2 separate regions of the Homo sapiens genome follow, and region 1 is linked to region 2. A link is a loop called in an ENCODE intact Hi-C map of the cell type or tissue named here. Cell type or tissue: chondrocyte. All regions are shown on one strand.

The links. A loop is a pair of places that touch in the nucleus more often than their neighbours do. Peaks named below come from ENCODE experiments on the same cell type or tissue, not always from the same donor. Only the 100,000 strongest peaks of a DNase experiment are listed, where the experiment ranks them.
Region 1: it touches region 2 in a loop (3-fold over the local background); 8 of 110 quality-filtered maps call a loop at or near these places.

What each region holds. Positions count from the first base shown.
Region 1 is chr9:37,472,815-37,477,814 of GRCh38, reverse strand. It overlaps the pseudogene KCTD9P3. Among named protein-coding and RNA genes, the nearest start is that of ZBTB5, 9.9 kb to the right of the region's middle. RefSeq lists an enhancer at 1-684. In chondrocyte, no CTCF peak of the experiment used is centred here; no DNase peak of the experiment used is centred here.
Region 2 is chr9:38,066,526-38,071,525 of GRCh38, reverse strand. It overlaps SHB (SH2 domain containing adaptor protein B), which reads left to right and starts at 2,299. Exons shown (of 6, transcript NM_003028.3): 1 at 2,299-3,597. The coding sequence starts at 2,881. It overlaps LOC105376039 (a long non-coding RNA gene), which reads left to right. Exons shown (of 4, transcript XR_007061483.1): 4 at 1-99. RefSeq lists silencers at 1,889-2,698, 3,119-3,168 and an enhancer at 3,059-3,862. In chondrocyte, CTCF peaks have their summits at 2,452, 2,652, 4,525 and 4,732 (motif pointing left); DNase peaks (open chromatin) are centred at 1,698 and 1,952.

The DNA of each region.
Region 1 (5,000 bases), 590 kb after region 2:
ACCCTGGCATCGCATTTCTGACTTGGTTGGAGTTGCTAGCAAACATCGGACAAATTCCTTTCGGGATATTGGTAAGTGATCCTCTGGTGGTTGAGAATTCTTTATTGCCACTTTTAGGTGTTCAATCAATGAGTCAATACCAAAAAATCTTGCTTCTTCTAACACACCCAATAAATCAATGCCATCATTTACAATGAGCTGTCCATGACGCAAGTAGTTCAAAATGGGTTCAAAGTACTCAGGACTTTGGTCAATTAAGAAAGCTCCTCTATGATCTTGCTTATTTCCCCAGACACCTTTGTCCTTAAACATGTGGGCCAGCATAATGTCAGGTTCTTTATTCACTAAAGTGCTCCAGGTAGTTGTAAAGTACTGCCCTCCAACATGTAATGTTAGCCAGTCTGTGTGGAATCCTAGCAATCCTTCAGGAGGCTTAGAATCTGTCTGAGGATCAATAAATGGCTCTCCCTCACACACAAATAAAACATCATCATCCCTGATCAAAACAATATCATCATTCAGTCCACCTTTCCCATTATACACACTGGTGGCTTTTATGCCGAGTTTACTGCTGGCCACAGACAGCAAATCACATGAAGTTCCATATGCAGCAACCACCTTTCCGTTCTTGGGGCTGCCGTTCAGGAACAGGGTCACCCGCCTCATTGCGCTGCCCCCGCGGGTTCCTGAGTGAGCTGCCACCCTCCCACCTGGTCCTCTTCCCACCTTTTTCTCCTCCCGCCCTTCCCCTCCCTCCACCCACTCTGATTCACCTCCCTTCGCCAAATTCCTGCCCTTGGGGACACACCACACACGCACTCTGTCCCACATGAGGGTTCGGCTGGTCCTCCTTCCCACCCCTAAAAAGGATTCTTAATACACAGTCAAATTTATCGCTGAACAATTTTCAGATGTTTTAAAATCCTCATGCTGTCTTCTAACATTGTACAAGACATTTCAAAAGATATAAGAATTAAAATCTACGATCCTTGGCTTCAGGAACTAACTTCCTAGGAGGAACACAGAAAATGGAAAAAGCATACTATAGGGTGGATACTGCTGAGTCTCTAGAATTGCCCTTTTAGGTTCTATCAGGTTTTTTTGTTTTTGTTTCTTTGGAGGCAGAGTCTCACTCTGTCACCCAGGCTGGAGTGCAGTGGTGCGATCTCAGCTCACTGCAACCTCCGTCTCCTGGGTTCAAGCGATTCTCCTGCCTCAGCCTCCTGAGTAGCTGGGATTACAGGCACCTGCCACCATGCTTGGCTAATTTTTTTGTATTTTTAGTAGAGATGAGGTTTCACCATGTTGGCCAGGCTGGTCTTGAACTCCTGACCTCAAGTGATCTGCCTGCCTTGGCCTCCCAAAGTGCTGGGATTACAGGTGTGAGCCGCCACACCCGGCCTGGTTCTGTCAGTTTTGTTGGCTTCACATATTGCCATGGTTTGAATGTCCCCTCCAAAAGTCATGTTGAAATGTAATTGCCATTGTGATAGTATTAAGAGGTGGGGCCTTTAGTAAGTGACTAGGGGCTGGGCATGGTGGTTCACGCCTGTAATTCTAGCACTTTGGGAGGCTGAGGTGAAAGAATTGCTCAGGAATTCGAGACCAGCCTGGGCAACATAGTGAGACCTTGTCTCTACCAAAAAATAAACAAGGCTGGGTGCAGTGGCTCATGCCTGTAATCTTGGCACTTTGGGAGGCTGAGGCGGTTGGATCACCTGAGGTTGGGAGTTCCAGATCAGCCTGGCCAACATGGTGAAACCCTGTCTCTACTAAAAATACAAAAAAAAAATAACTGGGCATGGTGGCAGGTGCCTGTATCCCAGCTACTTGGGAGGCTGAGGCGGGAGAATCGCTTGAACCTGGGGGCCGAGGTTGCAGTGAACCGAAATTGTGCCACTTCACTCCAGCCTGGGCAAAAGAGCAAGACTCCGTCTCAATATAAACAAACAAACAAACAAACAAAATTAGCTGGGTGTGATGGCATTCACCTGTGCTCCCAACTACATGGGAAGCTGGGGTGGGAGGAATGCTTGAGTTGGTGAGGCTGAGGCTGCAGTGAGCTGAGATCTTGCTACTGCACTCCAGGATGGGCAACAGAGTAAGATTCTCTCTGTCACACACACACATACGCGCACGTGCACACACACACACACGAAGTAATTAGGTCATAAGGGCTCTGCCTTCATGAATTAATTAATGCCATTATCGTGGGAGTGGGTTAGTTATCAGAGTAGTGGTTTTCCGATTTTAAAAAAGACTAGTTCAGCCCAATTTCTCTCTCCCTTTGTCTCATACACTGGCTTGCCTTTTCAGGCTGGAATCACCAGATTCCAATGCCATGCTCTTTGATTTCCTGGACTCCAGAACCATGAGCCAACTAATTCCCTGTCTTTATGAGTTACCCAGTGATATGGTTTGGCTCTGTGTCCTTACCCAAATCTCGTGTTGAATTGTAATCCCCAGTGTTGGAGGTGGGGCCTGGTGGGAGGTGATTGGATCATGGTGGTGGTTTCTAATGGTTTAGCACTATTCCCCTAGTGCTATCTCATGATAGAGCTCTCATGAGATCTGGTTGTTTGAAAGTGTATAGCACCTCCCCCTTCACTTTCTTCTTCTTGCTCCCACCATGTAAGATATGCCTGCTTTCCCTTCACCTTCCACAATGACTGTAAGTTTTCTGAGGCCTCCCCAGCCATGCTTCCTGTAGAGCCTATGGAACTGTGAGCCAATTAAATTTCTTTTATTTATAAATTACCCAAGTTTCAGGTATTTCTTTATACCAGTGTGAGAATGGGCTAATACACCCAGCCTGTGCTGGTGATCTGTTATAGCAACAGATAATGGGCTAAGATGTGTTTTGAAGCTTTGTTACTAGAAACATGTTCATTCAGGGGAATTATCTCTTCTTTATTAATTCACCCTTTTATCATTAGAATTGTCTTTCTTAATATCTTGCAGTATAACTTATCCTAAAATCCACTTTACCAAATATTAATATAGTCACTCCGGTTTTCTTATGATTGTCGTTTATATGATATATCTTTTTCCATATTTTTTACTCTCAACCTATTTATGTCTTTATATTTAAAACAGGTTTTCTATGCACTGCATATAGTTGGGTCTTTTTTTTAATTCAGTCTAACAATCACTGCCTTTTAATTGAAGCTTTTAGAGCATTTACATTTAGTGTAATTATCAACATTGTTGGGTTTAAATCTACCATTCAGTTACTGTTTTCTATTTGTGCCATTCCTTTTTTATTCCTTTTTCCTGCATTCTTTTGGATTATTAGAATTTTTTTAGTATTTATTTTATTTCCACTATTGGTTATTAGATATACCTCTTTAGTGTTTTCGGTGGTTGATCTAGAGAAGGGGGTGGCAAATATGACTGTCTTAGTCGGCTTGGGTTGCTATAACAAAATACCACAGAGTGAGTGACTTAAACAACAGACCTTTATTTTTCACAGTTCTTGAGGCTCTAATATCCAAGATCAAGGCGCCAGCAGATTCAGTTCCTGGTGAGGGCCCCCTTTCTGCCTTGTAGACAGCCACCTTCTTGCTGTATCCTCACACGACGGAGAGAGAAGCTCTAGTGTCTCTTTCTCTTATTTATTTATTTATTTATTTATTTATTTATTTATTTATTTTGAGGCAGATTCTTGCTCTGTTGCCCAGGCTGGAGTGCAGTGGTGCTATCTCGGCTCACTGCAACCTCCGCATGCTGGGTTCAAGCGATTCTCTTGCCTCAGCCTCCTGAGTAGCTGGGATTACAGGTGTGCACCACCACACCTGGCTAATTTTTGGGTTTTTAGCAGAGATGGAGTTTCACCATGTTGGTCAGGCTGGTCTTAAACTCCTGACCTCATGATCTGCCTGCCTCAGCCTCCCAAAGTGCTGGGATTACAGGTGTGAGGCACCACTCCATCTTCCTCTTCTTTTACAGCCACCAATCCCATCCTGGGTGCTCTACCCTCAAGATCTCATTTAAAGCTAATTACCTCCCAAAGGTCCCACCTCCTAATACCATCACACTGGGGGTTAGGGCTGCAACACATCAATCCAGGTGGAGGAGACACAAACATTCAGTTTGTAACAATGTCCCAATGGCTAAATTTGGCCTATTTTTATATAATCCTTGGGCTAAGAATGTTTATACATTTCTTAAGAGTTGCAAAAACAAAACAAAACAAAAACAAAAGGAGGAAGAAAAATATGTGATGAATATGCAACAGAGACCACTTGCAGTTTGCAAAGCCCAAAATATTTACTGTCTGTCCCTTTATAGAAAATATTTGCTGACCCCTGCTCTAGGGTTTATAACATGCATCTTTGGCCAGGCATGGTGGCTCATGCCTGCAATCCCAGCACTTTGGGAGGCCGAGGTGGGTGGATCATCTGAGGTCAGGAGTTTGAGACCAGCCTGACCAACGTGGTGAAACCCCATCTCTACTAAAAATACAAAATTAGCTGGGCATGGTGGCACACACCTGTAATCCCAGCTACTAGGGAGGCTGAGGCAGGAGAATCGCTTGAACCTGGGAGGCGGAGGTGCAGTGAGCCGAGATTGAGCCATTGCACTCCAGCCTGGGCAACAAGAGTGAAACTCCATCTCAAAAAAAAAAAAAAGAAAAAAAATGCATCTTTAAAATATCCGTGTACATAGAGATAATATTACACCATTTCACATACAATGTAAAAGCCTTTCTTTTTTTTTTTGTTTTTGAGACGGAGTCTCGCCCTGTTGCCCAGACTGGGGTGCAGTGGCACAATCTCGGCTCACACAGCCTCTGCCTCCCAGGTTCAAGTGATTCTCCTGCCTCAGCTTCCTGAGTAGCTGGGACTACAGGTGCCTGCCACCACTCCTGGCTAATTTTTTTGTATTTTTAGTAGAGACGGGGTTTCGCCACATTCACCAGGCTGGTCTCGAACTCCTGACCTTGTGATCCGCCCACCTCAGCCTCCCAAAGGGCTGGGATTACAGGCGTGAGTCACCGT
Region 2 (5,000 bases):
CAAGATAATTAAGTGCCAATGCGACAGAGGAACAATTTAAAGGGTAACGGAGATACTTAAGTCTAGGTATATTCAAAATAAACATCCTAGCCAGGTCAACTTCTGGGTCCTCTCTGCATGCCCCAGACACATCACATCTCTCTCTCTCTCTCTCTCTCTCTCTCTCTCTCTCTCACACACACACACACACACACACACACACACATCCCTTAGATTATTTCCTGTGAAATGCTAAGTAAATAGATCTCAGGCAATGAAGATGCTCTGTAGCTGGTGATAGTATCTGCGACTGTGAGACGTCACATAGTGGGTTTGGAAAATTCAACTGGCCACAGAGGATGACAGTTTTGTCTGACCAAGGAGGGAAAGGGCAAATAGCTTGATTCTGGAATAACAAATTTGAAGTCAATTTCACTTTACCACTGTGTATGGCTGAGCAGACAGAGGTCAGCTTCAGGATAAGACCGAGTTCAAGTCCTGCTTCTATCACTTCTGTGCTGTGGCCTCAGGCATGAGTCTGGGTGGGTTACAGAGAGGAAGCAGTAACAGCTCTCAGGCCTTCCCTGTCCAAATGTCTCAGATTGAAATCTGAGTTTGACCTCTACTTCCAGCGTGGCCAGAACTATGATGTGATCAAAAGAGCCCCTGGCCTTGCTGTCTGCCCTCACAGTTCCCACTGTTACTACAGGATATGGGAAAAACAGACTCCCCCAAAGCACATCTATAACAGACAGACAGCAAATGCAGATTATTGATTTGGGCTATTGTTTTAGTAAATCAACATTCTTAGAGAATTTCTCAGCTCTCAGGTGCCCACATCTTAGAGTTAAGTCACATTTTGAGGGTTGCCCAGGCAAATTCAAAGCAGCACCAGGCCCTAGTGGCAGCTACTTCATCTTTAGGCAGCATTTCCCTCTCAACAGGGAGCATGCCACCTCCCCTGGGTGCAGATCCCAGGAAAAGTTACACTGACCAAATCAGGCCACTCCCTGGGACTGTTTCCTCAATTTTGGTTAATAATCAAAGGATGATCTGAAATCGCAAAGAAGAGACTCTTGGAAAAGACATAATTATGGTGCCACCCGACTTAGGAACTGGCATCCAAGTCCACCTGTGTGACTTTCCTCTGGGCCTCAGTTTCTCCATCTGTAAAATGAGGTCCTGTATTTATTTTTTGAGACGGAATCTCCCTCTGTCGCCCAGGCTGGAGTGAAGTGGTGTGATCTCGGCTCACTGCAACCTCTGCCTCCCAGGTTCAAGCAATTCTCTGCCTCAGCCTTCCGAGTAGCTGCTGGGATTACAGGTACCCGCCACCACACCCGGCTAATTTTTGTATTTTTAGTAGAGACGGGGTTTCACCATCTTGGCCAGGCTGGTATTAAACTCCTGACCTCGTGATCCACCCGCCTCGGCCTCCCAAAGTGCTGGGATTACAGGCGTGAGACACCGCACCCGGCCGAGGTCCTGTATTAAATGGATCCTTGCCAGCTCCTACAACATAAGGCATTAAATGTTCCCACAACTTGCTCCCCGCCGGCTGGCAGCGAACAGGGCTAAAGCCTCGACTTCCTCAGAGGTGAAAAGGTAAGCAAACATTCCGACCTCCCCTAGCCTTGCTCTCGGATTGGTGCTGGGCCCGGCTCCCACCGCCTATCCCGACCACATCCGTCATCTGGACTGCTAATACACTCATTAGCATAAAGATTCCTCCGAAGACCTGGCGCACGGGGCTGAACCGGAGTCTGTCCCTTTAAGGAAGAGGGACAGCCACTCTGTCCCTAAGGGCACTAGGCACTGCATTTCCTCCACACGGGCCACGCTGTAAACTAGACAGGTTCCGTGTTAATCCACTCTCCCTCCTCAACCCCGACAGGGGGATCCCTGGAGTGAACAACGCGCGGGGTCCCGGGGGACTGCGGAAAGGTTTGGCCTCTGCGCGTAGCAGGCTCCGCCAGGCAACCTCTCGCCCGAGGCGGCGGCGAGCTGCAAGCTAGGTGGAGCCGGCTGCGCGGCGGGACCCCAGCGCCCTGGGGCAAGACCCTGGTGCTGGCGCCAGGGCAGCCGCGGGAGGTGGCGTGTGCAGGAGCGGAGAGGTGCGCCCACCCCGGCCCCGGGCGCGAGGGGGGCGGGGCTTGGGCCGCGGCCCGGGGCCAGGCTCGCGGGGATGGGCGGTGCTGGGTCTGCGGGAGCGGGCGGGGGGCGGGGCGCGCGAGCGGGCTCCGGGGGGGCGGGGCGGCGGCGCGGGGCGGGCTCTGGCGGCCTGAGTGTCACACACGCGGCGGCTCGGGAGGCGGCGGCAGTGGCAGCGACAGGCGCCGCCGGGACGGGCACGGGCGCGCGGGCTCCGGCGGGCGCCGGCTGCCTTCCTCCGTCGCTCGCTGTCTCTCCCGGCCGCATTCTCCTCCGCTGCGGGGCCGAGCTCTCCCCAGCGCTCGCAGGAAGGAAGAAGGGAGCCGAGGACGCCGAGAAGTTCCCGCGGCAGCCGCGGATCCCGGCCAAGGCGGAGGCTGCGGCTCCGACGGGGCAGGAGCGCGATCCACGGCGAGGGGCGTACGGCCAAAGGGTCCGCGGCGTGGAGCGCTCGGACCTTCCGCTCTCCCCCGGGCGTGGGCCGGGACCCCATGAGACGCGCCCACGAGGGGCGCGAGATTCCTAGCTTGGGCGGCGCTAGGCGGAGGGAGGTGTTGCAGCCGCCGGAGCCAGAGAGCTGCCGGCAGGAGGCGGCGGCGGCAAGAACTTGAACTTGGCGTCGGGAGCGGGCGCCCCGGACGCCCCCCGCCGGGGCCGGGGCGCCGAGGGACCTGCGCCGCAGCGCTGCCCCCCGAATGGCCGCGGCGGCGGACCGGGCTCCCGCGCCGCGGCCCTAGGCGGCCTCTCGCCATGGCCAAGTGGCTAAACAAGTACTTCAGCTTGGGCAACAGCAAGACCAAGAGCCCCCCGCAGCCGCCGCGGCCAGACTACCGCGAGCAGCGGCGCCGAGGCGAGCGGCCTTCGCAGCCCCCCCAGGCCGTGCCGCAGGCCTCCTCCGCCGCCTCGGCGTCCTGCGGTCCGGCCACCGCCTCCTGCTTCTCAGCCTCTTCGGGCTCGCTGCCCGACGACAGCGGCAGCACCAGCGACCTCATCCGCGCCTACCGCGCGCAGAAGGAGCGAGACTTCGAGGACCCCTACAACGGGCCTGGCTCGTCGCTGCGCAAACTGCGCGCCATGTGCCGCCTGGACTACTGCGGCGGCAGCGGGGAGCCAGGCGGGGTCCAGCGCGCCTTCTCGGCCTCGTCCGCGTCGGGCGCCGCGGGCTGTTGCTGCGCCTCCTCGGGCGCGGGGGCCGCCGCGTCCTCGTCCTCGTCCTCCGGCTCTCCGCATCTCTACCGCAGCAGCAGCGAGCGGCGGCCCGCCACGCCGGCCGAGGTGCGCTACATCTCCCCCAAGCACCGCCTCATCAAAGTGGAGAGCGCCGCGGGCGGTGGGGCCGGGGACCCCCTGGGGGGCGCCTGCGCGGGCGGCCGCACCTGGAGCCCGACGGCCTGCGGAGGCAAGAAACTGCTCAACAAGTGCGCCGCCTCAGCCGCGGAGGAGAGCGGGGCCGGCAAGAAGGACAAGGTAAGGTGCCCCTTGGCCTCTTCCCGAGGTTCCAGAGCCACGGTGCGCACGGGGAAACCGAGGCACCCGCCGCTCTGGTGTTGAGTCTCTACTTCAGCTTCGGCCTAGGACCCTGGGTCGGGGCTGGCGTGCTGCTTCCCGCTTCTGCCTCCTCCCGCGCCCTTTTCCTGGGACCGGCGGCCTCCTGACCCCACCTCTTTCGCCGCTGCTTCCAGAACGTCCCCTCTGAGCGAGAGCGCCCGGCCCAGCCTTGCCCCAGGAAGACGGACCCAGTCAGTCCTTCTGGCTGCCAAGGAGTAAAGTCAGAGTCAGAGCTGTCTAGGACTTCGAAGAGCTTTGACTCCTGACACCCCTTATCCCAGCCTCCACCCTCCGCTCACGCTGTAGGTGGGAAACTGAGGTCCAGAGCAAGGAAGGGACTCGCCCAATATTACACAGCTTTCTTGGTGGCAGATCCGGACCGGCTGTCTCCAGCGTGTATATGTAAATCTCTCGCGGCTGCCCTGCCCGGCCCTGCCCTGCCCCACCCCCAGCTCTAGGTTTCCAAATCCGGGCTGCCTGGTACCGGAGCTGCTCCGGGAACCTCCACGCGTGCTTTTCCGGTTGAAATGCGCTGCCTGCAAGAGCGCTCCTCATCGAACCCGTCAGTTCCTCCCGCTGCGCGCGGGAGGGGGTCAGCCTATCAGGCCCGGCTGGAAGGAGACCCCACCCCTCCTATCCTCACCTGCTTCCTTCCTGACCTCACCCCTACCCCATAAGGTCCCAGGAACACGGGGGGACTTTGTGACAGCCCCCTTCCTAACGCATTAGGCCACCTAGATTCCTCCCTTTGAAGCAGACGAGTTAATTACAGCCAGACTAGGTCCCCTCCTCCCCCTTCACACTCCTGTGAAGCCCTCCCTTCCCCCATAAAATAATACTTGTTCTGTCTTCTGGTGGAAGGCAGTGTTTTGATTAAATCTGAGGCCCGGTGGGAGAGCTCCTTCCTTCTCAGCGCCCTGGTGCGTGGCTGTTGTTCTCCCCACCTTCTTCCCCCAAAGGTAAACCTTTGCCCAGGCCTGGGCTGGGGGAGACTGATTAAGAGTCTGAGTTCCTTTTAGGACTGGATGTCCAGACAGGAGGGAGACAGGCTCTTACCTGCCATCTGGTGCTTGGAAAGGGATCTTTTTTGTTTGCCAGGAGAGAGGAGGAAGGGAATGTCCCTCTAGTTTTTCTGCCTGGCCTCCCCTCCCCGAGGTCCCCAGAATATCCCCTCCCCTGTTTGATCTGCATGGGCAGTCCGTGGAAGATCCCACCTCTCCCTGGAGGCAGTTTGGGGCACCCCTCGGAAGCTTGGACTCTGGGTTTCTAAAGCACCTAGGATGCCACACCTAGATGACGACTAGCTGGGAGCCAGGTGGCTA